2 separate regions of the Homo sapiens genome follow, and region 1 is linked to region 2. Evidence: chromatin loops called from intact Hi-C (ENCODE). Cell type or tissue: gastrocnemius medialis. All regions are shown on one strand. Links, peaks and the distances in the headings refer to the core of each region. The heading gives the core; the rest is flanking DNA. Region 1 holds the start of MIR6506 (microRNA 6506). Region 2 holds the start of LOC105371102 (a long non-coding RNA gene).

Evidence for each region. A loop is a pair of places that touch in the nucleus more often than their neighbours do. Peaks named below come from ENCODE experiments on the same cell type or tissue, not always from the same donor. Only the 100,000 strongest peaks of a DNase experiment are listed, where the experiment ranks them.
Region 1: a loop joins it to region 2, with 5 times the contacts of the local background. A loop is called at or near these places in 7 of 110 quality-filtered maps.

The regions. Positions count from the first base shown.
Region 1 is chr16:15,599,379-15,615,459 of GRCh38, reverse strand. It overlaps MARF1 (meiosis regulator and mRNA stability factor 1), which reads left to right. Exons shown (of 27, transcript NM_014647.4): 17 at 2,683-2,903; 18 at 3,726-3,868; 19 at 4,352-4,485; 20 at 5,735-5,937; 21 at 6,942-7,169; 22 at 11,062-11,292; 23 at 13,257-13,469; 24 at 14,759-14,819; 25 at 14,907-15,032. MIR6506 (microRNA 6506) reads left to right here and starts at 4,365; the gene lies at 4,365-4,430. RefSeq lists enhancers at 4,694-4,988, 15,036-16,081. In gastrocnemius medialis, for the core only: no CTCF peak of the experiment used is centred there; DNase peaks (open chromatin) are centred at 4,786, 6,370, 7,569 and 10,279; H3K27ac peaks cover 5,529 bases.
Region 2 is chr16:15,515,791-15,531,871 of GRCh38, reverse strand. All of the region lies in intron 2 of MPV17L-BMERB1 (MPV17L-BMERB1 readthrough), which reads right to left. The region is part of intron 2 of BMERB1 (bMERB domain containing 1); the gene reads right to left. It overlaps LOC105371102 (a long non-coding RNA gene), which reads left to right and starts at 10,861. Exons shown (of 3, transcript XR_933129.3): 1 at 10,861-10,946. In gastrocnemius medialis, for the core only: no CTCF peak of the experiment used is centred there; DNase peaks (open chromatin) are centred at 7,691 and 8,661; H3K27ac peaks cover 3,384 bases.

The DNA of each region.
Region 1 (16,081 bases), core at 4,028-12,027, 83 kb before region 2:
TAGAGACAGGGTTTCACCATATTGGCCAGGATGGTCTTGATCTCTTGACCTCATTATCCACTTGCCTCCGCCTCCCAAAGTGCTGGGATTACAGGCCTGAGCCACAGCAACCGGCCTAGACTTTGTTTTTTAGATAGGGCCTTGCTGTGTTGTCCAGGCTGCTCTTGAACTCCTGAGCTGAAGATGTCGTCCCACTATGGCCTCCCAAAATGCTGGGATTACAGGCATGAGCCACCACACCTGGCCAGTTTGAAAGTACCAACATAAGCTATGTAAAAAATTTGAAACTCAAATTTCACATTTACAGATCCTTTTAGCAACCTAATTTTGTGAAGCTTTTGGCTTGCCAGTTGACTGACCTTTTAAAAATAGTTTCAGGGGCTGGGCCTGTTGGCTCACACCTGTAATCCCAGCACTCTGGGAAGCTGAGGTGGGTAAATCACCTGAGGTCAGGAGTTCAAGACCAGCCTGGCCAACATGGTGAAACCCCATCTCTACTAAAAATAGAAAAATCAGGCATGATGGTGGGCACCTGTAATCCCAGCTACTCGGGAGGCTGAGGCAAGAGAATCACTTGAACCCAGGAGGTAGAGGTTGTGGTGAGCTAAGATCAAGCCATTGCACTCCAGCCTGGGTGACAAGAGTGAAGCTCTGTCTTTTTTTTTTTGAGACGGAGTCTTGCTCTGTTGCCCAGGCTGGAGTGTAGTGGCACAATCTTGGCTCACTGCAAGCTCCGCCTCCTGAGTTCACGCCATTCCCCTGCCTCAGTCTCCTGAGGAGCTGGGACTACAGGCGCCCGCCACCACGCCCGGCTAATTTTTTTTTTTTTCTGTATTTTTAGTAGAGACGGGTTTCACCTTGTTAGCCAGGATGGTCTTGATCTCCTGACCTCATGATCCGCCCGCCTCAGCCTCCCAAAGTGCTGGGATTACAGGTGTGAGCCACCGCGCCCAGGATTTTTTTTTTTTTTTTTTTTTTGAGACGGAGTCACCCTCTGTCACCAGGCTGGAGTGCAGTGGCCGGATCTCAGCTCACTGCAAGCTCCGCCTCCTCGGTTCATACCATTCTCCTGCCTCAGCCTCCCGAGTAGCTGGGACTACAGACGCCTGCCACCACGCCCGGCTATTTTTTTTGTATTTTTAGTAGAGACAGGGTTTCACCGTGTTAGCAAGGATGGTCTCGATCTCCTGACCTCGTGATCCGCCCGCCTCAGCCTCCCAAAATGCTGGGATTACAGACGTGAGCCACCGCACCTGGCCGAAACTCTGTCTTTAAAAAAAAAAGTACTTTCAGGTATTTGAAGGAAATACCACTTAATGCAGATTTACCTTCGAAAGTCATTTTGGTCCACGTTTTGGACTTTGATAAATGTGAAAATAAATTTAAAAGACCAAGGTATTTGGACCTAGACTTGGGTGAGTGTCTGAGTTACGGGCATGTCCTGAGTTGCAGATATCCAAGGCTGCTGCCCGTGAACGACACTTTACTTGTTGCCTTCCTGTGTATACACACATACTTCCTCCTCTTTGTCCCCAACACTTTTGCTTCTCCCACCTCCCTTACCCTACAGGAAAAAAGGTGAGGATAACCAAGGAATTCTTTCTGAGTCAGCCTGCTCTTAGGAATGTGTGTACTCAGGTTTCTTACGGGACACCTCCTTTCTTTTCCCTCTGTCTTAGACTTCTCAGGGGCCATAGATTATGCCACTCCTCCTTTCTCCTAAGCCATGAGCCCACAAGCCTCCACTTTTTATTTTATTTTATTTTATTTTATTTATTTATTTATTTATTTATTTATTGAGACGGAATCTCGCTCTGTGTCCCAGGCTGGAGTGCAGTGGTGCAATCTAGGCTCACTGCAAGCTCCACCTCCTGGGTTCATGCCATTCTCCTTCCTCAGCCTCCTGAGTAGCTGGGACTACAGGTGCCTGCCACCACGCCCGGCTAATTTTTTTGTATTTATTTTTGTATTTTTAGTAGAGACGGGGTTTCACCTTGTTAGCCAGGATGGTCTCGATCTCCTGACCTCGTGATCCGCCCGCCTCAGCCTCCCAAAGTGCTGGGATTACAGGCATGAGCCGCCGCGACCAGCAAGCCTCTCCACCTTTCTATAAAGATTTCCGTTTGATTACTTATACCTTTTTAATAGGTATAAGCAGTCAAGATGGTGCAAAAACCTGTTCCTTACACCCTTTTATGTCATGCTAATCTTACAACATTATCACTTTCTGTGGTTTTCTGGGTAACGTTTTCAGCTCCACTATGGATTAATTTTGCTCTTCTGGGCCACCTACCTGATGACCATTTATAACTTTGTGGAAAGGTACGTTCCACATGACCAAGTTTCAGAAGGATCTTGGAAATATAACTAGTTTCTAAACTGGGAGCTTCTTGTGTACTTTGACTTCTGCTATAAATAACACTATAGTAGACTCTGCTTTACCTTGGCCGCTTAACTTTGAGGATTAGTGGGACAGCATTTGACAGCCCGTGAATAAGTTAGTTAGCTAGTTATTGGACTATGAGACCTGAATATAGAAACTGAGACGTAAAGCAGCTACTGTATTTGGTTTTGTTTGCTTCCCCATGATCGAACTCAAGCCAGGGACTGCAGGGCCATTTTCCCTTCTTTCAGCTGGTGAAATCTGTGCTTTCTGTCTTATACACGTTCTTTTTCTTCTAGACCCTTGGCTTCTGCGTTCGAAGAGTCCTGTAGGTAACCCCCAGCTGATCCAGTTCAGTAGAGAAGTGATTGACTTGCTGAAAAGCCAGCCATCTTGTGTCATACCCATCAGTCATTTCATCCCATCCTATCACCATCATTTTGCAAAGCAGTGCCGAGTGTCAGACTACGGATACTCCAAGCTGATTGAGTTATTAGAAGCAGTGCCTCATGTATTGCAGGTAAGGCGTGTCACGGGATTACTTGTTTACAGGCAGGAATGTTCCTCCATGGCTTTGGCTGCCTCCATCAAAGAAACAGTTTAATTCCTAAGAAGTCAGTTCTGGGCAGAACATCCACTAAAAACTTTCTTCAGAGGGCAGGAATAACACACACAGGCGGCTTCTCAATTTTTCAGAACGCTGCTAGTTTCCAGTTTTAGAGGAACTCCTTGGAGGACTGAGGAGTATTTTCCCTCTAAGCTCTATAGACCTTCTTCATCCCAGCACAGCTTTCTCCAGAACTGTTCATGATTACAAGGAAGCTCCCATGAATAGCCACATACTTGTATGTTGGTGCCTATGTGAGAGTCAAGGGCTTAACCTTTCTTCTAAATTTAACTAGTTGGAGACAAGTTACTGGGCTAGAGTGTAGCACTGGATCCTATGAAGACTTTTACCAGTTAACTCACAGTGTTATAACAGCTTCCCACTCACTAAAAACGGCTTGAAAAACTTGTAGACCAATTTGTCTGGACAACCAATACAGTTTTCATTTCTGTACTCACGACTTTTCTTTTCAAAAGATTACACTTTTCATTTTTATACTCAACGACTGTTTGGGAGAAGGTGTGCCAGGCCAAAAACGATAAGAGTTTCAGAAGGCCTTGGACATTTGTTCCTTTTGACCAACTACATTTTGTTGATCGACATGTGTTTCAAATTGCACACATTCTACATAAAGGGAGTCATGCTCTGAGGCTAGTAACGAGAGGGTGAGCCAGCAGCAAGGAAGTCGCTGTCTGCTGAGGTCTTATGTGTATAAATAAACTATTTGCTTTGCAGATTCTTGGAATGGGCTCCAAACGTCTGCTGACCCTTACCCACAGGGCCCAGGTGAAGCGCTTTACTCAGGATTTACTAAAACTTCTCAAATCCCAGGCCAGCAAACAGGTCATTGTGAGAGAATTCTCACAGGCTTATCACTGGTGAGTTGATGAAAAGAACAGAAATGAAAGTAAATATTTTAGGACATTTTATCTTCTGCCAAACTCTAAATAGTTATCTAGTATTTCTATTAAGCATTCTTTTGGAAAACTTGTAGTAGTTTTTTGTTTTTTTTTTTTTTTTTTTGAGACGGAGTCTCGCTCTGTCGCCCAGTGGCACGATCTTGGCTCACTGCAAGCTCCGCCTCCCGGGTTTATGCCGTTGTCCTGCCTCAGCCTCCAGAGTAGCTGGGACTACAGGCGCCCGCCACCACACCCGGCTTATTTTTTCTATTTTTTAGTAGAGACGGGGTTTCACCATGTTAGCCAGGATGGTCGCGATCTCTTGACCTCGTGATCCGTCCACCTCGGCCTCCCAAAGTGCTGGGATTACAGGCGTGAGCCCCAGCGCCCGGCCGGAAAACTTGTAGTTCTTCTACCGATGATACTACTCATTCCGTATCCACTTCCGTTGTTAAAACCTAGGTGTTTCTCAAAGGACTGGGATGTCACTGAATATGGTGTTTGTGAGTTGATTGACATCGTATCAGAGATTCCAGACACAACCATCTGCTTGTCCCAACAAGATAATGAAATGGTGATTTGTATCCCCAAAAGAGGTATGTGACTTAACATTTGCTGGAAGGATATTGTCTATCTCCTGTTATTTTAACATAGTGTGGCATGGAAGATGTGGTTTTCCCTCCCTGTCCGTGCTTCCTGAAGATTCCACAGAAAGCACAGTGTGAAAACTGCTGCTCTTTGGATTCTGTGTTCTTCAAAGTAGGTGAAGCTGTTCTCAAGAACAAAAGCAGGCTGGCTTTTTAGAATTGACTCTAAGGGGAAAAAGGGGCATCATCAGCACTTTGCTCAAATGCCTTCTGCAGCCTGGCTGTGGCTACATGAGCCTTAGTCATCCAGTTGAGAATCTGTCACCGTGCCTGTTGGCTTTGCTCTTCTGTTGAACTCTGAGCTACTTTATTTACTGTGCACACTTGAGAAGGGAAGACAACTCGAATGTTTTTTTTTCTTTTGCCTTTCAAATTTTAATAGTTGAAGTCAGAACTGCACAGGTCCAGTTACGGGTAGAAAGTACAGTATTTGAGGGATGCGAAACTCATGGATACTGGGGGCCAATTTTTCGTGTCTGCAGTTTCCGCGGGGCAGACCGCAAGACTTGAGTAGGTGCGGATTTTGGTATCCAGGCAGGGTCCTGGACCCGATCCCTTGAGAACACCAAGGGGTGACTGTATGGTCGTATCCTCCTTCTATTATCTGGTTCTTAAACGGTGCTCCTGCAGAACATTGATGTCCATGAAATCATAGAATTCCAGGGCCCATTCTCACTTAAAAATTAATAGAAACAATCTCAGCTTAAGCTTTCCCTCCTGTTTATTTTTGTTCAACTTTTGAAGCCTGATTCTCTCTTCTGCTAGCAAGTTTTAACTGAAGATCAGATGAATAAACAAAAAAAGTGGGGATATTCAGAAGCGTGATTTCATGGGAATAATTTCTAGAGTACTTGCTTAAGTACAGGGACCTGGGTGTGTGTCATGTTAATAGATATGGGGCAGGGGCTAGAAAATTGTTTCTAGCTTATAAGATGACATTGTTTCTAGCTTATAAGATGAATATATATGAATTTCATAATATAATAATATCATAACTTCCTGGTGTTCTGCCCTGGAACATGTTTGAGAACCACTTGCAAAGAGGGAAGAGTATATGTGTTTGTTTTAGGTTGTGTGTGTTTGGAAGGCAAGGATGATATCGTTTATAAATTCCCAAAAGGATTTACTCTAGTGTGGATGTTGAACACAAATGGGTAGAAAAAAACTGTGATTTTATGTTTTTTGGTTTTTTTAAAAGAACGCACTCAGGATGAAATAGAAAGGACAAAACAGTTCTCCAAGGATGTCGTTGATTTGCTGCGTCACCAACCCCATTTCCGGATGCCCTTTAATAAATTTATCCCTTCTTACCATCACCACTTTGGCCGGCAGTGCAAACTTGCGTACTATGGGTTTACCAAACTACTTGAACTTTTTGAAGCCATACCTGATACTTTACAAGTGAGTGAAGAAATTCTAATTTTATAAAGTATTTTTCTGAACAACGTATAGGAAATACTTTTTCACGTTCCAGACCTGTTTTTCTGGGAAGTAGGGAGTTACGAAAGAGGATGAAAATCTAAGCTATTCCAGTCAGAGAAGCCATATTCCTGACTCATTAGTATTTTTAGATAAATATGGCTTTTTCCTTCAATAAAGGATTATTCAAACTTGTTTTGGGGGTAATTATTGAAAAAAAGATTCAGTAGGTTTTCTTTTTTTTGTTTGTTTGTTTTTGTTTTTTGAGACGGAGTTTCTTTCTTGTCGCCCAGGCTGGAGTGCAATGGCGCAATCTTGGCTCACTGCAACCTCCGCCTGCGGGTTCAAGCAGTTCACTTGCCTCAACCTCCCGAGTAGCTGGGGATTACAGGTGCCCGCCACCATGCCCAGCTAATTTTTCTATTTTTAGTAGAGATGGTGTTTCACCACGTTGGCCAGGCTGGTCTTGAGCTCCTGACCTCAGTTGATCCGCCTGTCTCAGCCTCCCAGAGTGCTGGGATTACAGGCGTGAGCCACCACACCTGCTGATTTCTTACACTGAATATTTGTTCATTACTTTTATACTTTTAAAATCCTTCGTGTTGAAGGTAGGTCTGAGTACATGAGGTAACATCAGTGCTAAGCTGTTCGCTGTTGCTAAGTTAAACCAAATTTCTGTTGTTGATTTTATTTTCTTTTTTTACTACTGAAGTGCTTTTTAAAAATTGTTTTATTGTGGCACAATACACATAACATAGAACTTACCTTCGTAACTATCTTTATATCTCCTGTCCAGTAGTGGTCAGCACATTCACATTGTTATGCAACCGATCTTCTGAACTTTTTCATCTTACACAACTGAAACTTTATACCCATTCAGTAACGCTGACTTGTTTTTTCATTACTAGCTGCATACTTTTTTTGCTATTCTGTAAACACCCGTGATTTGTTTATTTTCCCTTTCCTCCCCCCGTGTGTTTTCAAAGGTATTGGAATGTGGAGAAGAAAAGATCCTTACTCTGACAGAGGTGGAGCGGTTCAAAGCTCTAGCTGCCCAGTTTGTTAAACTCCTTCGGTCCCAAAAAGATAACTGCCTTATGATGACAGATCTCCTTACAGAATATGCTAAAACTTTTGGTTATACATTTCGTCTCCAAGACTATGATGTCAGTTCCATTTCGGCTTTAACTCAGAAACTCTGCCATGTCGTGAAGGTAAATGTTTTTTTTTTTTTTTTTTTTTTTCCCTCATGGGATAAAACTCACAGTGACCTAATTCTCATTAGGACGTTTGCGTGTGCTGTAGCGTTTCTTTATTTACACCTTGAACTACTTAACTGTCACAGCATTATGACTCGTTTTGTGTCATTAGTGCTTATTAGGTAATAGAAGCCTTGGTTTGGAAGTTGAGAGTTTTGGTCTTCCTCTTGTGTGTTTCTGAATGGCCTTGCCAAAGCAATGCCTTTGTGAACTGATGAGGTCACTCTTCACCCCAGGGTTCGGTCATGAGGTGCAGCTGCCTCAGCACTGCTGGCCTGAGCTTGACTCCTTCCAGTGTGAGTTTTGCCTGTGACGTTCTTGGGAGCCCGTAATCACACAGTGTCCTCTCCCTCCACATTCTCACCCACTTAGGAGTAGGCTTAGGAGCAAGCGAGGGTGCAGAGTGGCCTTTGTCACTGGCAGAGCTGTAGTAGAGAGGGCAGCTCGTGCTGTTTGCTGTCCTGGACTGCACTTGACCCTTCCTGTCCTAGGCAGAGCAGCTGCCAGTTTTCGGCCTCCTCCCCCACAGGACCAGAAGAAGTCACTGCCAGGAGGAAGGAATGGAAAGGGAAGCATGAAGGACGGCACCCTCAGTTACAGGCCCATTACTAGCTGCACACATTTCTGTGTCATTTAATTCCGTAAACAGCCAGAACGGGTTCACTCTCCCTTTCCTTCCCACTGTGGGGTTTTTTTGGAGTTGGAGTCTTGCTCTGTGGCCCAGGCTAGAGTGCAGTGGTGCGATCTTGGCTCACTGCAACCTCCGCCTCCCAGGTTCAAGAGATTCTTCTTCCTCAGCCTCCTGGGTAGCTGGGATTACAGGCGCCCGCCACTACGCCCAGCTAGTTTTTGTATTTTTAGTAGAGACAGGGCTTCACCGTGTTGGCCAGGCTGATCTCGAACTCCTGGCCTCAGGTAATCCGCCCACCTCAGCCTCCCAGAGTGCTGGGATTACAGGCATGAGCCACTGCACCCAGCCCCCACTGTTTTTTAATGTATTGGACTGCAGCTAAGAAGACGTTCTTACCTTGGCAGAGGTAGGAACGCTCAGAGCTCTCCTTAGGTACTGATTGGTTGGAGGAGGAGGTGAGAGAGCAGGAAGCACAACCAGGAGAGCCGAACATCCCTGAGCCAAGGCAGAGGAATGGCCAGCAGCATCGCAGGAGGGCTGGTCAGAGAGGGACTGCCTGACTTCCAGGTTTAGCTCAGTGGGAAGAGTCGGTGCTGCTGGCCAGGTCAGTGGCAGTGTTGGTTGTGTAGACAGAAGCCACCTTGGAGTGTGGTGAGGAGTGAGGAGAGGTGAGAAAATGGCCCAGGTCATCTGGACAGCATCCTGGTTTGTCTGCTTGTGAAGATGGAGGGCTGTGGCAGCAGCTAGAGGCTGTGGGGCTGAGGGAGCAAGGGAGGATTTGGGCTGTTGGTTTTCCTACCTGGAAAAACTTGAGCATGTCTGAAAGCCATTGATGTGGATCTGTCTAGAGAGAGAAGATGAACATACAAGGGCGAGAAGGGGTAAGACAGGAGGGCCTTGAGGTGTGGGAGACTAGGAAACAGCACACAGAGGAAGGAGGAAGTATACAGGGCAATAGGCTGGGGGCAGGCATGGGCAGGTCTGATGTTTATCATCAGGAATAGAAGGGAGTCCTCTTCCAAGAGTGGTTTTCCACTAGAGAGAGGGACTGATCTCTGCTTAGAGAGAGAGAGGAGAGGCAGGGCTCAGGACTTAGGAGTGGGGAGAAGGTCCACAGTTGTCATGGTGAGTGGAGAGTGGCTTGATCAGGATGTCACGTGGAGTGCAGGGGTATCGAGAGCTCACTGCAAGTTGGCACCGTAGACTCTGGGAGAGCAGCAGTTGGGGTGTGGCTATGCAGGTGTCGGTTCAGGGAAAGCAGGTGGTTGGATTCAAGGTGGGAGTTTACCGATGGGCGTCAGGAAAAGGCATGGGATGAGCGAATTTAAATATTGACAAGAATGTCAGTGCCAGCATGACAAAAGAGGAGAGTGAAGCAAGGGAGTGGGCTGGCAAATTGGGAGCAGATAGGAGGCAGTGATGCTGCTGAGGTTTGAGAAGGGGCGGAGTTGAGCGGGTAGAGTCTCTTTCTGCACTCCCACCCCAACAGCAGCTCCAGACTTGCTTTTGCAAGTGGGATGCTCAGGAGGTTTGAATGATTTATGTTGGATGGGGTAATGACAGGTTTGCACTGTGACCCTGGAGATGGGTGTCTGCAGTGAAATTGAACACAGGAGGATGTCGTCGGAGATGACAGAGGCAAGGCATTGAAAGGCTATACGGCTGTGGTGTGGGACAGGTCCCTGGGTGTTCAGTTGCCCAGGATGATGAAAGGGGTGGACTCAGGTGGATAGGAAGACCCCACGCCATGACCTAGGGCTTTGCTGGGTGAGTGTGATGGGTGGGCAGCTGGGGTGTGAGCAGCAAGAATGGGGAGAGCTGAGAGAGGCTCCGTGGTGCCTCCCTGGCTGCCCACTGGGTCTCCTGGGAGCTTCTCCAACCTTACCTTTCAGATTCTTATAGAATTAGTCCCAGCACACTCTGAGCATTGGTGTTTTTAAAAGCTCCCCAGGCAATTCTAATGCATAGCCGGGATTGAGAATCAAGGGATGGATCCAAGTCGCACCAGAGGAGCAGGCTCTGGTTTGGTTTCTTTCCTAAGCAGCTGTAGTGATGGTGGGGGTCTGGGTGGCTAAGATGACTGGGATCCCCTGGACTTGTATCGGTTGGTTGATTAAACCCGCTTCTGAGGAGGAAATCTATACAGTCCCATAATCATGATAAGTAGGGTGGGACCCTGCCAGCCTCCCTCCTGCCTTGGCTCTGGGCACATGTCAGAACCAGATAAAGATGCCCTGGTCTTGGGATGGCTCCTCAAGTGCCACCCACCTCTCTCTGCCTCTCAGAATCCACGGTCCAAAGAGTGCCAACTTGTGGTGACTTAGCCCTGCCAAGACCTTTGGCCCTGGCAGGAAAACCAGATAAAGGGGGCAAACAAGCTGTCAGGATGAGCATTGGTTTGTGAGAGCAGTGCCGGAGCCGTGTGTGTGCCAAAGCTCTGCCTGTTTTTGTGCCAGGAAAGGCTCACGCCACAGCCTCACCCTCGCCACCCACAGCCTGCTGGCTCAGTCACCAGATGCGTGTTTCTTCACATGGTGTTTGGTCCCCAAGTGACAATCTCTGTCTTTTTTGTAAGGTTTCCCTCTCAGCGCATTTAACCGCTTAAACCCTTTATCTCCTTGAGAATCTGAAATAATTGAGGAGTGGACAGTTACTAGTCAGATGAAAATACCAGCTTTGTGGTGAGTAATAGCAGACTAGAAAAATGCAGCTTGCCTTGTAATCAGAGTAGGCCCTCTCTCACCTCCCCAGCCCGCCCTGGGGACGCATATGGGCAAGTCGGGTCTGCACAGAAGCCATGTGAGTGTTGCTTAGAGTCTAGCCTCCCCATCCCTACCCCCCTTCGAGCACAGCAACCCACACTTCACAAGCTTGGACCACTGGCCATCAGCTGGCCAGTCTGTGTCCTTCTTATAGTGGGGTTTGGAAAGAATGAATGAAAAATAAAGAGAATGATGCAATTTCCTCCCCCATTATTATCTTGTTGAGAGTTTTCAGTTATGGACCGGCAGGGGGAGGACAGTTTCTGCTTCCATGTTGGTCTGGTGTCCCAAAGACGCTAAAAACAAACCCACTTGCTTTATTTCAGTGTAAGAGAAAAAAATTAGAGATTTTTCATCTGTTGGTCTCATTAACCAAAATGAAGTGAGCTGAGTTGGGTATAACCTAGGGTGTCTCTCTTGAGCTCTGAAAAGTGTGAATTCTCGTTTTCCCCAGGTTGCCGATATAGAATCTGGCAGACAGATTCAGCTGATCAACCGAAAGTCTCTGCGATCTCTCACTGCCCAGTTGCTGGTATTGTTGATGTCTTGGGAAGGAACCACCCATCTTTCTGTTGAGGAGCTCAAGAGACATTACGAAAGTACCCACAACACTCCCCTTAACCCCTGTGAATATGGATTCATGACCTTGACCGAACTGCTGAAGAGCCTGCCATACTTGGTTGAGGTAGGCACGTTAATGGCTCTTTAGAACTATCATTGAAAACTATCGATTGGGCATTTCCGGATTACCTGATGGTCTAGATTAGAGTGTGTAGAGCTGGAAGGGACCCGAGAGACCATTTCATGGATGAACACGCCGAGACCTCAGGCAGTGAAGCAGCCCTGCCTAAATGGGTGGCAGAAGCCAGTGAAAGCCTGGTCTCCTCATCCTGGCACTGGGGTGTGTTTGTCCCGTTCTAGGATGAAAGCCTGGTCTCCTGATCCTGGCTCTGGGGTGTGTTTGTCCCATTCCAGGATGGATTTCGCTACTGTTTTATCTTTCTGAATGAGATGGTTTATGTGGTGGCTTGAAGAGAGAGATGAGTAAGGTGAGGGCAGAAAGGAAGGTTGGCCAGCCAGTCCCCCAGGCAGCCTTTCAAGAATGGCGCTCCAAGATTGAGAGAATCTTAAGAGAATACTGCATGCAATTCTCGGGCGACAGATATAAAAACCTAGAGTAAATAAATGAAATCCTGGAAAAAATAAGTTACCAAAATTCACTCAAGAAGTTAAAAATTAGACCAATTACCATAAAAGAGACTATAAAAGATCACTGAAATATACCAGTGAAAAAGGCATCAGGACCAAGTGAGATAACAATTGAATTTCAACCAACCCTAAAAGAACAGATAAATCTACCTTTTAAAAAACCATTCTGGGGCCCGGCAAGGTGGTACACGTCTATAATCCCAGCTACTAAGAAGGCTGAGGCTAGAGAATCACTTGAGCCCAGGAGTTTGAGGCCAGCCTGGGCAACATAGCAAGAACCCATCCCCAAGAAAAAAAATACTGTTCTAGGCTGCTGAAAAAGAAAAAAGGAAAGCTTACCATTTATTTTTACGAAGCCAAAATAAATTTAATACCAAAAACATAAGATAGTCCCTTAAAATGATCCTAAATAAGATATTAACAAATGAGCTCCAGCAATTTAAAAGAATGATATGCCATTATCATCTAACTGTGGGACACATCATTAAATAATGAAAGGATATACATCCAGCATTTTCTAAACTCTGTTAATATCTATCCTAAGAACACCAGTTCTGGACAGGTGTTAATGCATATTTCAGGACAAAGGACTTTCCCTGTCCAGCTAAGATTGGGAATATCCTTTCTCTTGGCGATTCCATAGCATGTTAAACACTTTGAAAAGGTTTGTGGTAAAGAAATCTGCTTCCTTACCCTGCATACACAAGGGTTTTGTGTTTGTTTCTTGTTGCTTTTGATGTGTTTTTAAAGAATGCTAGTGTCATCCTCTTATCACAGTGTTTCTTGGAAAACTGGTTTGGAGGTGCAGTTTAATGGCCCCAGTGTTCACTGTGTGTACCGTGATTTGCCAACACAGTTTGCCTCCCCCGATTTCTTCCCTACTCACACACTGTCTCTTCAGACCGCTGCAGCCTTCGACTTGCAAATAGAACTGAAGTTTGCTGGAGGCTATAGCCTTCTCTTGGAGGAAATCCTTGAATATATCCCTCCTCCTTTTCTTTCTCCTCTTCCTTCTTTCCTTCCTCCTCCTCCTTTCTTCTTCTTTGTCTTTTTTGTCATCTTCATCTTCTTCATCTTTGTCTTTGTCCAATTCGTCGTCTTCGTCTTCTTTATCGTCGTCTTCGTCTTCTTCATCGTCGTCTTCGTCTTGTCTTCGTCTTCTTGTTCTTTGTCTTCATCTTTGTCGTCTTTATCTTCGTTTTTGTCTCGTCGTCTTTGTCTTCATCTTCTTTGTTGTTGTCTTCTTTATCTTTGTCGTCTCCTTCTTCTTCGTCATCTTTGTCTCCTTCTTCATCTTCATCTTCTCATCTTCGTTGCCTTCTTTTTCTTCTTTGTCTTCGTCTTCAACTCTGGGCCTTTTCCCTCAGTGGGAGGCCTTCACTTTCCACGGGGCAGGGCCAGTCACTAATATTTCTAATGCTGCGTTTTCTTTTTAACCAGGTTTTCACTAATGATAAGATGGAAGAATGTGTGAAGCTCACAAGTCTGTATTTGTTTGCAAAGAATGTGCGGTCTTTACTTCATACTTACCACTACCAGCAGATTTTCCTTCATGAGTTTTCCATGGCCTATACCAAGTATGTCGGAGAAACTCTGCAGCCCAAGACCTACGGCCACAGCAGCGTGGAGGAGCTCTTGGGAGCAATTCCACAGGTGGGCATTTTTCTCAGCTTCCGGGAGAGCATCTTCTGAACAGCCACAGGCTAACTGTCCTGAACAGAAAAATAAAATGCTGCCAGAATAATGGAACGGCAGGCATTTTGAATTGATCCTTTCAAAACATACTGTTGGTCTAAAGTAAATGATTTTAGCATTTCTCCTTGATTCTTTCTGTAAACCTTTATTAAATCCCTATATGCCAGGTGAGTAAGTTTCAGGCTGTAACTCTAGAAAGGTGTTGGTTAATGGGAGAGTCAAGACCCCCAAGCAGGCAACTAGTCAGGGCGGTCAGGGCAGTGGGCGCGCTGAGGAGGGCCGTGTCAGGGCCCACTTCCCAAGCCTGGGGAGCCTGTTGCAAAACCTTCAAGGATGTGCCTGAGGGAAGCACGTGACAAGGAGGGGAGAGAGCATTCTGGGCAAAGGGGATGATGACATGAGCAGATGCAGGGTTGTGACAAGTGGCATGGAGTGTCGAGAGGCTAAGAGGGAGCTGAGAGCTCGGTTAGGGAGGGCGTGGCTCCTCCAGGTAAGGAGGGAGGACTGTGTTGGAGAGAGCTGGAGCCCAGGTTTGCATTTGAAAAGCACCCCAGTGGTGCTGTCCATGGTAGAGCCGAGAGAAGCAGGCATGGAGAAGGGAACTGGGCTAGGATCCTGGCCACTGCAGAGGTCTGGGTCAGTGTTAGATGGAGGGATTGAGCCAGAGTAAAAATAGTAGAATAGAGGAAGTAGGAAGGACCCAGGCAAAGCTTGCCTGGGAGCTGAGATCAGTGACCTGGCGACGGTGTGCACATGTAGGGGGCCTGGGAGCCTAGCTCCACTACTACCACTCTGCTTGGCTGAGATGGAGAGCGGCACCATCAGGGAGAGGACTTTAAGATGCTGATAATGAACTTAGTTTAAAGGGTCTGAGAGATTGCTCTTAATTCTTTTAGGTGGTTGTTCAGTTTCTGCAAAAAAATGGCAAAGAGCTCTCATGTGAGAACTACCTTAATTTATATGCCAAAGCTGGTGTTTGGAAGACAGTCTTTTTAAGAATTATAAAGGATATTTCTGAAACTGTGTCTCATGATTTTTGAACTACTCTGCTTTTTATAGGGGTATGTTTCTGTCAGCTTCTGTTGCTTTAAAAGCTAAGGAGAGAGTAGAGAAACATGCTTCTTGGCAGTAACTCAGCTCCTAAATTCTAGCCTAAGGCAGGCTCCGTAGGTCACACTCTTCCTGAATGTTAGGGCTTCTGTCCCCTCCTTTTCCGCTGCTTAACCAGTAGTATGTCTTGTGTGCAGGTGGTCTGGATAAAAGGACATGGTCATAAGAGAATTGTAGTGTTAAAAAATGACATGAAAAGTAAGTAAGCACCCATCCCCTCCCCCCTTAAAAAATCACGGTTCTCTCACTGACATTTCTCTCTGACGGGTGCTCTTTGTCCTGTAGGTCGTTTGAGTTCACTCAGTCTCTCCCCTGCCAATCATGAAAACCAGCCCTCGGAGGGCGAGCGCATCCTGGAGGTGCCCGAATCGCACACAGCCTCGGAACTCAAGCTTGGAGCTGACGGCAGTGGTAAGAGAGGAAAAGCAGAGACATAGGAGCTTGTGAAATTCTAGGAGAAACGGCTTTGGGGTCGGGGAGAGCGAGGGAAAGGACTCCAGCAAGTCATCCAATCTGCTGAAGTTACATAGCCACACATTTTTCAAAGCAGTTTTGGTATTTAGTTAGTAACAGGATAAAATTGACCTTTATCTGTTAGCATTGCATGGTTGACTGGTTAAAGTCCCTGAAGGATGTTGGCACCCCCATAATGATCATCTTACCCCAGTTCAGATGTTGAAGAAAAAAATTATTCCGACACTTATTATAATGGATATTCATGACACTTGCAACAGGGGAGAGAGAGCCAACTCCCAATACATAGCCTAGGAGCAGAGTGAGGGCTCAGTGGGTGGAAAATTACTAAGAGGATTCTTGCTATAGGCATGCAGGCCAGCCAAGGATCTAGACATCAGTGGTTGGGAATAAGGAATTCGATCAGCTGTGAAGGGTGAGGGGATTCTCACTAAACTGACTCAAGCTAAGACTCTAGAGCGAGCCGGCAAGTTCAGCAACAGACATGGAAGGCCAAGGTCAGGCCTGATCCGGAAGAGGGCTCAGGGTGCCTGACTCATGGCTGGTCAAGGCGTCTTTGTCACAGGACAGCCCTAGGCAGGATTTGATATACTAATGCATTAATATTACCCAAAATTACACTGAGTCACATAGATTTCAGATAGATCCACCTCTGTAGTAGATAGAGGCCAATTCTTGGAATGTTATAGCAGTTCTAACTTTTCTGAAGGACTTTTGAATTCATCGTTATAGGTGAGAATTTTGTCTTCATAACATGCGGCGAGATAGCACGTTACCGTCCCCTGTGCCCTTAGGATAACTGAGTTACACAGCATTTGACGTTTTATGAAGCGCCCTCCTGGGAATCATCTGCCGAAGCTGCCCCACAGCCTTCAGCAGTGCTGACCTCCGTTGTGCAGCGGAGGCTCGGAAATCTCAGGCAGTCACGTATTACAGCTCACCCAGAGTCAGCAGCTAGGAAGCCACGGAACCAGGCCCAGGGCTTC
Region 2 (16,081 bases), core at 3,915-11,914:
GGAAAATGTGGGAAGGAGGCTCAGCCAAGCATTATCCTATTCAATTCAGACCATCACGTGATAGGGACAAGCCCTTCTCAATCTCTGCTGCCACTCACATCAGCAGCTTTCCAGAAATAAGCAAAGGGAATGGAAAAACCCTTAATCGCCAGGCCACGGTACATGCAATTTACTGGTATCTATTGCCCTGTCTTTCTAAGAAGCTTCTTTTTTGGGAGATTTCAAAAAAATGATGAGAACCCGGCACAGGATGAAGCTATGAGGGTGCCCCATGTAGTGTGTCATCTTCCCCTTTCCCCAGCCTCACCAGGGCCGTCTCTGTCATTGTTGCTGCCACACTGTGGCTCCTGCTCTGGGCTTGGCCCTTATATGAATTGCTGTGGTCACTCAATATGGTAGACTGAAGAATGGTCCCTGAAGATATCCATGTCCTAATGAACCTATGAATCTGTTACCTTACACGGCAAAAGGGATTTTGGGCCAGGCATGGTGGCTCATGCTTCTAATCCTAGGACTTTAGGAGGCCTAGGCGGGAGGATCACTTGAACCTAGGAGTTCAAGACCAGCCTGGGCAAGGTGATGAGATCCCAACTGTATTAGTCCATTCTCATGCTGCTATGAAGAAATACCCGAGAAGGAGTAACTTGTAAAGAAAAGAGGTTTAAGGCTGGGCGTGATGGCTCACACCTGTAATCCCAACACTTTGGGAGGCTGAGGTGGGCGGATCACGAGGTCAGGAGTTTGAGACCAGCCTGGCCAACACAGTGAAACCCCGTCTCTACTAAAAATACAAAAAAAAATTAGCTGGGCATGGCAGCGGGTGCCTGTAATCCCAGTTACTTGGGAGGCTGAGGCGAATAATTGCTTGAACCCGGGAGGTGGTGGTTGTAGTGAGCCAAGATTGAGCCACTGCAATCCAGCCCAGTGACAGTGCGAGACTCCGTCTCAAAAAAAAAAAAAAAAAAAAAGAAAGAAGAAAAGAGGTTTAATTGACTCACAGTTCCACATAGCTTGGAAGGCCTCAGGAAACTTACAATCATGGCAGAAGGTTCCTCTTCACCAGGCGGCAGGAGAGAGAATGAATGCCAGCAGGGGAAATGCCAGATGCTTATAAAACCATCAGATCTCATGAGAACTCACTATCATGATAACAGCATGGCGCAACCACCCACATGATTGAATTACCTTCCACCGGGTCCCTCTCATGACATATGGGGATTATGGGATTACAATTCAGGATAAGATTTGGGTGGGGACACAGCCGAACTATGTCACCATCTCTACAAAATTCAAAAATTAGCTATGTGTGGTGGCACGTGCCTGTGGTCCCAGCTTCTTGGGAGGCTGAGGCAGTAAGATTGTTTGAGCCCAGGAATTAAAGGAAGCAATGAGCTATGACCGTGTCACTGCACTCCAGCCTGGACAACAGAGCAAGACTTCGTCTCTGAAAAATATATATTTTTAAAAAGGAAATTTGCAGATGTGATTAAATTAAGGGGTCCTGAGATGGGGAGATCATCCTGGGTTATCCAGGTGGGCCCTCAATGTCATCACAAGTGCCCCTACCCATTTATGCCTGAGGTTGCAATTTTTTGAATTTGAGAAATCAGACCTGGTGATAGCCTTGAGAAGTAGCATATAAATAACTCCCACATGCTTAGTGTTCCAATAATGGAATGCTAGGCATACATTTAAGAGAAAAACAGAGGGATTTGACACAGAAGAGCAAAGGCGACAGGATGACCTCAATCGAGAGGGACTGGACTATGCCATGCTGCTGGCTTCGGAGATGGAGGAGGGAAACACAAGCCAAGAAATGCAAAGAGTACGGTTCTAGAAGCTGGAATGAATGAGGAAGAGGCTTCTCCTCTAGAGCCTCCAGAAAGCACGGCTCTGCCAACACCTGATTTCAGCTCAGTGAAATCGATTTCAGACTTCCAGCCTCCAGAACTGTAAGATAAAAGAAATGTGTGTTGTTTTAACACATTTGCAGCTGTTTGTTACAGTAGCCACAGGAAAATAACGCACTTAGCTGCATTATCACTCTGTTCCTTCCTATGAATGGACCCACTGTTCACCCTAACCATCAGAGAGCCAGGCAGTTCTCACCACCCAGACCTGCCACATGGAAGGGAACCCTTGAGATTATGTGACCGTGGGAGAAGCAGGAAGATGAGCCCTCATTAATTCATTCAATCAATCTTCACTCAGAGTGCCTACGCTGAGTTTGGCTGTGTGCTGGGTACCGTCAACATTTTTGGGAGTGAAAATAGCTCAGCCTCTGTCCTCATGGAGGTCAGCATCTAGGAGGAGAGTCAGATATTGAACATACACTCACACCAATGAACACAAATTTACAAAAGGCTTCTAAGGAAAGGATTGCAGGGATGGTAATGGGACAGGGACTGGGGAAGTGCTGGGAAGGTGTCCCTCCAGAAATGCCCTAGATCTCAGTCCTCGAGGGGACAGAGTTTATCAGGTGCCTTAGTCCATTTGGGCTGCCATTCTCCCTTTCTTAGCCTAGGTGGCTTATAAACAACAAACACCGCCGGGCGCGGTGGCTCACGCCTGTAATCCCAGCACGTTGGGAGGCCGAGGCAGGCGGATCACGAGGTCAGGAGATCAAGACCATCCTGGCTAACACGGTGAAACCCTGTCTCTACCAATAAATACAAAAAAGTTAGCCGGGCGTGGTGGTGGGCGCCTGTAGTCCCAGCTACTCGGGAGGCTGAGGCAGGAGAATGGCGTGAACCTGGGAGGCAGAGCTTGCAGTGAGCCAAGATCGCACCACTGCACTCCAGCCTGGGCGACAGAGCTAGACTCCGTCAAACAAACAAACAAACAAACAAACAAACACTTATTTTTCATGGTAAAAGAGGCTGGAAAGTCCAAGATCAAGGTGTCAGCAGATTCAGTGTCTGGTGAGGACCTCTTCCTCATAGATAGTGAGTTCTCACTGTGTCCTCACACAGTGAAAGGGAGAAACAAGCTACCCTGGGCCTCTTTTACATGGGCACGAATCCCATCCATGAGGATCTGCCCTCATGACCTAATCACCTCCTGAAAGCCCCACCTCTTGATATTATTACATTGGGAATTAGATGTCGACATATGTATTTAGGGGTGATACAAACATTCAGATCATAGCACCAGGGAAGGAGAGGGGGGTGGGAGGAGAGGGATCCAGGCAGAGGGAACATCACAAACAAAAAGGCCCCCACGGCAGGAGGGGACCTGGTGTGTGTATCGGGGGGTGGGGAGGTGGAGACTAAAAGGAGGCCCAAGGGAGTGGTGTGTGTGTGTAAGGGAGGGAGCTGGGGGTGAGGAATGGATGAAGAAAAGAAGTTGGAGAAGAGGTGTGAGCAGATCCAGCAAGATCTCATGGGCTTTATCATGCTAACAAATTCTGGAAGGTGTTTGCTATGGTGTAAATGTTTATGACTCTTCAAAATTCATGTTGAAACTTAATTTCCAATGCAATAGTATTAAGGGGTGAGGGCCATTAGGAGGTGGGATCAGTGCACTAACAAAAGTGCTCGAGAGAGCAAGTTCAGTCCTTTTTGCCCTTCTGTCCATTCTGCTTGTGAGAAGACGGTGCCCTTCCTCTCTGGAGATCACAGAAGCAAGGCGCCATCTTGGAAGCAGAGAATGAGCCCTTCTAAGTATGGAATCTGCTGGCATCTTCATCTTGGACTTCCCAGCCAGACTCCAGAACTGTGAGAATTAAATTTCTATTTATAAATTACCCAGTCTAAGGAATTTTGTTACAGCAACAGGAACGGACTAAGACAGTGTTTAAATCTGAGAGTTATAATCAGATTCACATGGTGAGAAAATCCCTCTGGCTGCAGGACAGAGATGGGCATGTGAACCTGGGTGGTGGCCATGGAGATGGAGAAAGATGGACAGCTGAGCATTATTTTAGGAGGTAAAACAAACACCAGTTGATGATGAACTGAATATATGAGGTGGAGGGTTGGGAGGGGTCAAGAATGATGTCTAATTTTGGAATTTGAGATTTCCATGGATAGATGGTGATGCTTGACCATTTGCTGAGCTAGGGCTGGTGGGTATTGGGACTAGATGGGGGGATCATGAGTTTGACTTGGACAGATTGAGTTACAGGTATCTTTGAGACATTTAAGTGGAGATATCAGATACTGTACCTTCCCCTGCCTGTCTTTCTCAGCATTTTCCCCTTAGAAATGTGTGTCCAAAAAGAAAAATACCGTGTGATTCCACTTCTTTTTTTTTTATTTTATTTTTTGAGACGGATTCTCACTCTGTAGCCTGAGCTAGAGTGCAGTGGCACAACCTCAGCTCACTGCAACCTCTGCCTCCAGGTATCAAGTGATTTTCATCCCTCAGCCTCCTGAGTAGCTGGGACTACAGGTGTGCGCCACCACGCCTGGCTAATTTTTGGTATTTTAGTAGAGACAGAGTTTCACCATGTTGCCCAGGGTGGTCTCGAACTCCTGAGCTCAGGCGATCCACCCACCTTGGCCTCCCAAAGTGCTGGGATTACAGGCGTGAGCCACAGCGCCTGGCCTGATTCCTGTTTTATGAAGTATGTAGAGTCATCAAAATCAGAGACAGAAAGCAGAATGCTGGTTACCAGGAGCCAGGGGAAAGGGAAAATGGGGAGTGAGTGTTGAATGGTACAGAGTTTCAGTTTGGGAAGATGAAAAAAATTCTGGGGAGGGATGGTGATGGTTACACACAGTATGAATGTTCTTAATGACATAGAACTGTACTCTTAGAAATGGTTTCAGATAGTAAATATTATATATATTTTGCCACAATTTAAAAAATAGAAGTGTGTGTGCAAACTACATATAAGTGTGCATAAAATGTTTTATTTTTATAGTAAAATTTATATAAAATATACTATAATAATAATAAAATATAATAAAATATGATTTATTATATTTTATTATTATTTACTATTATTTCATACTTCATAGAATTATTATTATATTATTTTTATGGAATAATAAAGCAGTTATTTTCCCAACATCCTACTTAAGTAAAAATCTGTGTGTGACTTTTAGACGGCCCCGTGTGCCCCATTCCCTCATATTTTTCTCATTCCCTCAGAGGTAGGCACTATCACAAACTTGTGGTAATGCTTTTTATTTTTATCATTTACCACCCATATATGAAGCCCGGAACAATTATATTTTTTAGTTTTTTTTTTTTTTTTTTTTTGAGATGCAGTCTCGCTCTGTTGCCCAGGCTGGAGTGCAGTGGCGGGATCTCAGCTCACTGCAACCTCCACCTCCTGGGTTCAAGCGATTCTCCTGCCTCAGCCTCCCGACTAGCTGGGACTACAGGCATACACCACCACACCCAGCTAATTTTTGTATTTTTAGTAGAAACGGGGTTTCGCCGTGTTAGCCAGGATGGTCTCAATCTCCTGAACTTGTGATCCACCCACCTCAGCCTCCCAAAGTGCTGGGATTAGAGGCGTGAGCCACCACGCCCGGCCTATATTTTTTACTTTTATACACTTTATATAAACCTGTTGCTCAACATCTTGTTTTTGAGATGCTTTCATGTTCATACCTGTTGCTCATTCATTTTTCACTGCTGTATAGTATTCTGTGGTACAGCTAGACCACAAACGAGGCAGTTATGAACATTCTGGAACATGCCTCCTGATGCTCATGTGTAGTTTCTCTAGGGCAGTGCTGGTGAATAGAATGTTCTACAACAATAGAAATGTCCTATACAAATGTATGCTTTCCAATAGGGTAGCCACTAGCCATTATTTACTAATGAGTGCTTGAAATATGGCTCAGGCTACCGAGAGACTGAATTTTACATGCTATTTAATTTTAATTAATTTAAACTGAAATAGCCACATGAAGCTACTGGCTAACCAGGGGTAGACCCAGGAGCAAAACTGCAGGTTATAATCACCTGTTCATCTTTACTAGGTAACAATGAACTGTTTTCCAAAGAGATAAGGCCAATTTCCCTATATTTTCATTTTATCCAACTTGCTAGGTCTTTGCTAACCTGATAAACTATCCAAATGAAAATTTCTGAGAATAAAAAGGGCTCTATCAGTCAGGGTTCTCCAGAGAAACAGAACCAATACTACTGAAGAGATTTATTTTATTTGTTTTTTCTTTATTCTTTTCTTTTTTCTTTTTTTTTTTTCTGAGATGGGATCTCACTCTGTTGCCCAGGCTGGAGTGCACTGGCATAATCTTGGCTCACTGCAACCTCCACCTCCCAAGTTCAAGCGATTCTCCTGCCTCGACTTTCCGAGTAGCTGGGACTGAAAGCACACGCCACCACAGCCGGCTAATTTTTGTATTTTTAGTAGAGGCAGGGATTCACCACATTGGCCAGGCTGGTCTCAAAACTCCTGACCTCAAATGATCTGCCCACCTTGGCCTCCCAAAGTGCTGGAATTACAGGCGTGAACCACTGCACCTGGCCTGGAAAAAGATTTATGATAAGGAATTGGCTCATGGGATTTTGGAGGCCAAGAAGTCCCAAGATCTATAGGTGGCAGCTGGAGACCCAGGAGAGCTGACGGTGTTAAGTTCCAGTCCAAAGGCTGGCAGGCTCAAGACCCAAGAAGAGCTGATGTTTCAGTTTGCGTTCAAAGGCCGGAAAAGACCCATGTCCCAGCCCAAGCAATCAGGCAGCAGGAGTTCCCTCCTACTCACCCTTTCTGTTGTAGTCAGGCCTTCAACTGATTGGACGGGGCCCACCCACCTCTACATTAGGGAGGGCAGTCTGCTTTACTCAGTTTACCAATTCAAATGTTAATTTCATCCACCAATGCTCTTGCAGACACATACATCGAAGAATCTTTGGCCAAACATCTGGGAACCCTGTGGCCCACTCAAGTTGATGCATAAAATTGATAATCACCAGGGTCTTACATGGTAATCTCCCTCCCAACCCAATGGAGTCTAGGTGGTTCAGAGGTGGTCCTCTGAGCAGAATGTAATACAGTTCTAGGAAGACGGAACTTCTAGAGAGTATTTTCCTTCTCGAAACTTGTTCTGACCATGAAAGGCAACTCGTAGCAGCAAGAGCTTGTCAAGTACAGAACATTTATTTGATTTATTTATTTTCTTTGACACAGAGTCTCATTCTGTCACCCAGGCTGGAATGCAGTGGCACAATCTTGGCTCATGGAAACCTCTGCCTCCCAGGTTAAAGCAACTCTTGTGCCTCAAGCCTCTCGAGTAGCTGGGATTTCAGGTGCACACCACCATGCCTAGCTAATTTTTTTGTATTTTTAGTAGAGATGGGGTTTTGCCATGTTGGCCAGGCTGGTCTGGAACTCCTGATTTCAGGTGATCCACCTGCCTCAGCCTCCCAAAGTGCTGGGATTACAGGTATGAGCCACTGCGCCCAGACTAACATGTATTTCTCCATTCAATCAACACAGATTCCCACCTTCCTCCCCACCTCCCAGTACATTTAGAAATTCAGGAGGAGGGTCCTTCCATTCAGAAGTCTAGCTTAGAAATTCTCCCTCCTCTCTCCTCCCTTTAGTCTCTCCGTTTCTTCTTCCTTCCTTTCCCTCCCCTACACCCCAACTTCTTGTATATTTTGTCCAAGACAAACTGCTTCTTAGATCTTCTGCAATTAAGGGCATCTCTTCCCATCCGATATGTACAGTGGCCCCGGCAATGGTGACCTGTTCCTGGAAGATGCTATTTAAAACCCTGTGTGCAACTAAAGTGACGCAGAGCTCCTGAATGTGGCTGAAATGTGTCAAGTTACATAAACGCACATGCTTCATTTTGCCCTTGGCTTGAAGCTCTTCCTAACAGACTTCAGAATTATCAGCTCATTAAAGGGGAAAAAATGCAGGTTTATAAAAAAATCTTAAATAATCATCATAATAAAATCAAGGCCCCAGGGTAGAGTTGCACTTAATGGTTGAGAGCCACTCTCAAGAGAGTTGGCACCTCCCAAGAGGGTCTCAAGGAAACCACAGTGAATCCCATCTTCTCTTGGGGAGAGGAATATTTTCTGGGAATTCTCTGGAGACAACCATAAGCAGCCCTGATGCCCTACTCTCCCACGAAGCACAATGTTAACAATGAAAGGAAAGAAGGGAATTTTGAATTGCTTACTACCTAGGAAGGGCCACCCAATTTCATACCTGTGTCTGTTTTCATCCCTTGCTATGATGCTGCAGGGAGATATCACTGTCCCCCTTGTACTGATGGGGAAGCCGAGGCTGAAACAGGACAAAGTATTTGCTCCAGGCCACACAGTTGGTAAGAAGTAGAATTCAAAGCTAGTTGAGAGACCCCACAGCTTGATGACTGAGACCATGGACTCTGTGATATGCAAGAGAGGTGATAGGAAGGGAAGGGCATGGTCGCTTTAAATGCTACAGAAGGAAGGAAGGGAAGTGCTGGGTAGAGGAGGGTGTGGTCCCTGGTAAGGGCTCCACCCCCACGCCTGTGCCCACAGTCCTAGGTGAGGACAGGCATTTTTGTTTTCCTGCCCAAATGTTGCATTTCCCAAGACCACCCTGGCCTGCCATGCCCCCATCCTGTATCTATAAAAACCCCAAGACCCTAGCAGGTGACACACAAGCTGCTGGACGTCAAGAGCTGCAGATCGGCAAAGAAGACACAAGCGTCTGGATGTCAAGAAGACGTCAAGAGGAACACGCTGGCAGAAGAGCACATGACAGATGCTGGCAGGCCATCTACTGGCGGAACAAAGTGGAGTTTGGCCTGGGCAGTCGGAGGAGTGCCCAGGCTGCTGGGCGGCCTGACTCCAGGGGGAAACCTTCCCACTCCATCCCCTTCTGGCTTCCCCCATCTGCTGAGAGCTACCTCCACTCAATAAAACCTTGCTCTCATTCTCCAAGTCCAGGTGTGATCCGATTCTTCTGGTGCACCAAGGCAAGAACCCAGGATACAGAAAGCCCTCTGTCCTTGGGACAACGTAGAGGGTCTAATTGAGCTAGTTAACACAAGCCGCCTATAGATAGCAAAACTAAAAGAGCACCATGTAACACACACACACTGAAGCTTCAGGAGTTGTAAACATCCACCCCTAGACACTGCCGTGGGATCAGATCCCGACAACTGGCCCATCTCTATGGTCCCCTAGAGGTTTGAGCAGCGGGGCACTGAAGAAGCGAGCCACTCCGACATCACACACCCTGCGAGGGGGACAAGGGAACTTTTCCCATTTCATCTGGACTTAGAATGCTATTTCATGGAAACTGTACAACCATGGGCAAGAGACTTGACCTCTCAGTGCCTCAGTTTCCTCATCTATAAAATAAAGGCTATGTGATATTTTCTGCCTGGATGGTGATAGTGAGGATTATATGAATCAAAACAATAAAACACTAGAAAACTAGCCAGCATAGAAAATGTTTTAAAAGAACTGCTATCTACAATGCACACACTTTCCGTGTGTGTGTGTGTGTGTGTGTGGTTTTCAACACAATGCATGCACTATTACCCCATTTTGAATCTCTGCCAGGTTCCCAGGGCCTGTCCTCTTTACCACACTTGGTACCTCTTAATAAAACGAAGTTACTGGATTTCAAGCCCAGGCTCTGGAAATATTGGAACTCAAAGGCTGTGCTCTTGAAATATGTCCTTCGCACGCCTACCTTCCCTGCCTGCTGCAGTTCTGTCTCTGGCTGATTAAAACCTGCTTTTGCCCAGAGCAAGCTGAGTGGCAGGGCATGCTATCCCTTTTTATGAAAATCCAGCAAGCGGGTGTAAAAGGAAGATAACCACACCCCTGCCCCATGTGGAGGCCAAAGATACTTAATTATCTGAAACCCAGATAAACAGCAGGAGCGGGTTGGTAGACTAGATGTGGAAAAGCTGAAGCGAGCCAGAGGGGCTGCAAGAAGAATTATTAAAAACTAATGATGTGATTCAGTGCTGGAAGGAAGGCGAGAAAATGAGTCTGAGGTTGTTGACAGCCTCTGAGAGTTCTTGCCTGCAGTAAGATGGGGGCAGGATGGGTAGGGAGATGGGGTAGCAGTGGGAGGTACTAGGAGGTGGGTGGAACATAGGGTCAAGAAGTGAGAAAACACAGGCGTTTCAAGCATTATCTGCCAGATGTTTGCTGCCTGTTTTCCGGAGGCAGTTTTGTGTTACTGCCCTGTTCCAGTAAAGTTGATAAAATTGCCAAGCCTCAAGAAAGAGATCTCTAAATGCCATTTTGCACATTGGAAACCAGGGGTCAAGCAAAGGGAAGTCAGCAAGGGAACACACACTGGAAATTCAGAGTGAGGAGCACACTCAGAGTTCACACCTGCCTGCTGGGAGCTCACTTATGGCTGGTCTGTGAACTTGACCTCCTGGGCCTGATTCAGGGCAAGTGGGTGTCCTGGGTTGGGGTGGTTCCTGATGCATCTTTCTGTTAGTAAGCATTTGATGTGGGTTATGTGAGCATGTGTGTAAAGGGCTTAGCACAAGCCTAGGTCCACAATAAGGGGTCTGTAAATGCCAACTGTTGTGGGCCTTAAGAGTTATTACGGGAACCGGGTTCTTTTTCTACAGCACATTCCCAGCAGACTGACTTCACAAACTTTGACTGTCTGCATTGGAGCTCATCATTTTGGTCTCTGAAATAAACAGTTTATGTGCAGAGAAATGGTGATACTGAAACACCAGGGGTTTGGTCTAGGTCCTGCTGCTCGCCGCATAGAAAGCCCATCACTGACAAGATGAGTATTGCCAAGGAAGATTTTAATTGCGTGCTGCAGCCAAGGAGATGGGAGCTCAGTCTCAAATCCATCTCCCTGACCAACTAAAACTAGGAGTTTACATAGCAGGGAAGAAATGTAACAATGTATAAGAAAACAGGAACTCGGGAGGAGCAAGGAAGCAATCATGAAGAAAACAGGAACTCGGGAGGAGCAAGGAAGCAATCATGATGAATGAGGGGTCTGGTATCTCATCTCTGGATGTGGTAATCTGGTGAGTTTCAGTTCTTTGATATTTTTTGAGAGGCCTGGGGGTCCCTTCCTGAGGAAATAACTCAGATAAGACAAATGAGGGCTTCAAGCTTTAAGATCAGAAAGGTCAACTTCTGTATTTATCCAAAAGAGTATCTATGGGCCGGGTGCAGTGGCTCATGCCTGTAATCCCAGCACTTTGGGAGGCCAAGGCGGGAGGATCACGAGGTCAGGAGATCGAGACCATCCTGGCTAACACGGTGAAACCCCGTCTCTACTAAAAAATACAAAAAAAAGTTAGCCAGGCGTGGTGGCGGGCGCCTGTAGTCCCAGCTACTCGGGAGGCTGAGGCAGGAGAATGGCGTGAACCCGGGAGGTGGAGCTTGTAGTGAGTCCAGATCGTGCCCCACTGCACTCCAGCCTGGGTGGCAGATCGAGACTCTTGTCTCAAAAAAAAAAAAAAAAAAAAAGAACATCTATGATGGGACTATTGGGTCAGTTTCAATGGTACAGAAAAGTCCAAAGCCTGACTTAGTAAAATCTGTCCAAGTTCCACCACACACAATTCAACATTGCAGAACAAGACAAGACCAAGTGTGGGACTGGGGGCATCTAATCGGGGGTTTGTCCTTGCGTTGTAAAAGAGTAAGGCAAAGAGAAAAGGGGTCCTGGCATTGAGAATAAAGATAACAGAACAGCTTAAGGTTAAGGGCTCTGCCCCCACGAGACAGACACCTTGGGTTCAAATCCTGGTACTACTTTATCCTAGCTGGTGACCTCGAACAAGTCACTTTGCCTCTCCGACCTCAATTTCCTCATTCATAAAATAAAAGAGATAGAACTTACTCTATTGGGGTTCTTGCGAGGACTCAAGAAGCTAAAATTAAGGGGTGAATGCATGCAGGGGACGTAGCACTCAGGGTGGCATATCAGTGCCCGCGGGAAACAGCAACTCTGTGTGCTCCCTCATGTGTCCAAGGTCACAGACCAAGGACGTCAGAGAGCCAGGATGATGACCTCTGATCCCACATCTCCCGAGTTCTCACCATTCCCTGGGAGTAGGGAAATCTCCCTCCTCTTCTTCCTCACTGTCGTGGCAGGAAAAGAGGAAGAACAGGCAGGGGCTGTGGATCTTGGGGGAAAGGACAAGTTAAATCAGCTGAGAAAAAGGAAGCCCATGAAATAATCTAAATGTGAGGGTGCCAGAGCTTTGGGGCTGGGGCAGGCAGTCCCCCCCGGACTCATGCTTAAAAGAGTCAATGCAGGCTGGGTGCAGTGGCTCACACCTGTAATCCCAAGGAGGCCAAGGAGGGCAGATCACTTGAGGCCAGGAGTTCAAGACCAGCCTGGCCAACATGGTGAAACCTTGTCTCTACTAAAAATACAAAAATTAGCTGGGCATGGTGGTGGGCACCTGTAGTCTCAGCTACTTGGAAGGCCGAGGCACAAGAATCGCTTGAACCCAGGAGACGGAGGTTGCAGTGAGCCGAGATCGCACCACTGCACTCCAGCCTGGGCGACAGAGCGAGACTCTGTCACAAGAAATAAAAATAAAAGAGTTAATGCTGCGAGAAGCATTGGAAGTGAGACACATTCTCAACCATGAAATAGGGGCTGACTCACATGGTCTCTGCAGCAGCTGATGGGCATTAAGGTGATTACTTCGCAGCAGGTGTGACAAAACAAATCTCACCGCGGCTATTACACTACGGCCACCGGGAGTCTTTCAGCCCAGGGCTGTCACATTCCTGTCACTTAAAGCTTCCTCGCCTGAGCCTGAAAATGATCAGTAGGGTCTGAAATTTTTTTCTCTCCTACTCTGTGCCAAGAGTGTCTCACGTGTGTGTGTGTGTGTGTGTGTGTGTGTGTGTGTAAGAGGATTGTTGGGGTAAGGATGGAGTGAGAAAGAATAATTTATTGCACATTTGACAAATATTCATGACACTCAGTGCCAGGCATTGTTCCAAATGCTGGGAAGACGTTGTGAGGAAATTGGATAAGGTCTCTGCCCTCATGGAGTTTATAAACTTGAAGGAATTATCTTGGTAGTTTATACTCAAAGCTTCCTTCCTTCCTCCTTTTCTTTCCTCCCTTCCCTCCCTTCCCCTGTCCGCCTCTCCCCTCCCTCTCCCCCTCCCTTCTCTCCCACTCCCTTCCCTCCTTCCCTGATTCACTTAATAAACATTCTGGAGTCAGACTGCATCCTAGCTTGGCTACTTATTAGCTAATGCAGCATCAGGCAAATTTTGTAACCTCCCATTACTTCCCATCCAAAATGGAGATAAGAACAGGACACACTCACAGGATAAGCCCCACAGCTTCGGGAAAAACCATCTCTGAGGAACAGCCAAGAAAGTGAATTCAAGCAGGGCCTTGGCTCAAAGCCTGTTGGCCTGGAGGGCTGAGGATGATGGATGAGGACTTTGTGCAGATCTGAGCATACTGTGTCCTTTGTCCTGGTTGCCTTAGTGTCCACCGTCTATCTCTGAGATTGATGAGGCAGGTGCACCACTGGGCAAGCTACACACCATACAAGGCTGAGCCTGGTTGGGGAGCGTCATCACCATCCAATACTGTCTGTAGGACTCCATTCCAGCAAGACATCTGGGGGCCTGGAAGGGGGTCCCTCCCCTGGAAAATGTCACAGAATCCCTGATCTATGTCCTAACAACACTCAGGTCCTTCTGTATCCTTTAGATAATTTGATTTATCCTAGGGTCTACTGTTGACATTTGTCCCTAAGTGGTCAGATTCATGGGCTAGATGAGGACATTCAATGAGATCACAAGTCAAGAGCTTACTGCAGAGCTGCCTCTTAAGAAATGCTAGTTATTCTTGTCCTTAAGCCTGGGCTAAGTGACAGGCATGTGCACATCCATACACACACACATATCCATACATCCATACCCACATCCACACACGCACACATCCACACCCACACACACATCCACACATGCACACACATCCACACGCACACATACACACCCACATCCACACACACACCCACACATGCACACACACATCCTCACACACACATACACACACACAGATCCACACACACACATCCACACACCCACACACATCCACACACACACATCCACAATACACATATACACACACATCCAGACACCCACATACGAACACCCCCACACACATCCACACATCCACATCCACACACATCCACACACATCCACACAAATATCCACACACACGCGCACACAGTAAAGGTCAGTAAGTGCACAGTGGTAACCATTGTTCCTGCAGCAGCACCATTAGGTAAATAAAAATAAATATATATTTTTAAAATTTTTAATTTGTATTTGTATTTTTAAATTTTTTGTATTTTTGTAGTTTTTTTTTTAAACAAAGGGATCTTGATCTTGATTACTTAAAAGCAAGACTCATGTTCTCTGTCTTCCTTTTATTTTATTATTATTTTGGGATAGTTTCTCTCTGTTGCCCAGACTGGAGTGAAATGGTATAATCTCAGCTCGCTGTAGCCTCCGCCTCCCAGGTTCAAATGATTCTTGTGCCTCAGCCTCCCAAGTAGCTGGGATTATAGGCGCACGCCACCACACGTGGCTAAATTTTTTGTATTTTTACTAGAGACGGGTTTTTGCCCTGTTGGCCAGGCTGGTCTCAAACTCCTGGCCTCAAGTGATCTACCTACCTCCGCCTCTCAAAGTGCTAGGATTATAGATGTGAGCCACCACACCTGGCCTCTCTGTCTTCCTTTTAAAACACAGGGAGGAAAGGATTGTTTCTGAATGCTCACGTATCATTTTAGCTTATTTCCAGACAAAAGGGAAGATATTTCTTAGCCATGAAGTGGAAATGTTCTAGAACCTTCCTCAGAGATGTCTGTGAAAAGGAATTATGCATGGGAAGCATTTAGCTCACGGTCTTGCACATGCAAAGGGCTGGATAAATGACAGCTGTGAATACTGCAGTTCATTTTATGTGGCGAGAGGGAAGGTCATATAACGTCCCAGTGAGAGTATGGGCTTTCAGGAGTTCGAGGCTGCAGTGAGCTATGACGGCCTCACTGCATTCCACCCTGGACGACAGAGCAAGACCCTTTATCTAAATAAGTAACTAAAAATTTATAAAGAAGAGGTGTTTTAAAAGCAGAAAGAGCTGAGTCTGAACCCTAACTCCCCATTTACTAGCTGGGAGGCCTTGGGCAGGCTGTTTCATTTCTTCAAGCCTCAGTCTCCTCATCTGCAAAATGGGATGATCACAGACTCAGCCTCTTGGTGTTGTGAAAAATCAGTGAAAGAATAGGGGAGGGGCCTAGCCTGCCTAAAAGATTTGATGTTCCTGCTGCTTCCAGTGGAGGGTGGGTGGGTGGGTGAGCTGACAGGCAGCGCAGGGAATTTTCCAGCCAGGTTGCCTCTTAACCTCTGGTTTGGTTTGGTTTTGCTTGTAACCTTTCACTGTTTGTCGGCAAAAGCCCAATTTTTAAAAAAACTTTTTCATTTTAATTTGATGTTTTTATATTTTTTGTATTTTTAATTTTTTTCTTTTAGCGACAGGCTCTCACTGTGTCTCCCAGGTTGGAGTGCAATGGTATGATCATAGTTCACTGCAGTCTTGAACCCCTGGGCTAAACCGATCCCCCCACCTCATCCTCCTGAGTAGCTGGGACAAAGGCACACACAGCCACACACAGCTAATTTTATTTTTTGTAGAGACAGGGTCTGGCTACATTGCCCTGTCTGGTCTTGAACTCCTGGGCTCAAGCGATCATCCCGCCTCAGCCTCCCAAAGTGCTGTGATTACAGGTGTGAGCCACTGCACCTGGCCTTAATTTGTGCTTTTTAGAGACAGTGCCTCTCTCTGTCACCCAAGATGGAGTGTGGTGATGCGATCATAGCTCACTGCAGCCTTGAACTCCAGGACTCAAGCAGTCCTCCCACCTCAGCCTCCTGAGTAGCTGGGACCACAGGTGTGCACCACCACACACTCAGAGCCCAACTTTTTAAATGAGAGTTTGTCTTGAAAGACTACCTGCAACTCTTCAGGAATGCTGTGCTCTGTAGATAATGAACGTTCAACCCATGTGACTCTGATGTTGCTAGAGACCCCATCTTGTTATTTTTCCCCATTTTAGAAATGAGGGAACTGAAATTCAGAGAGTCCAAGTAACCTGCCCAA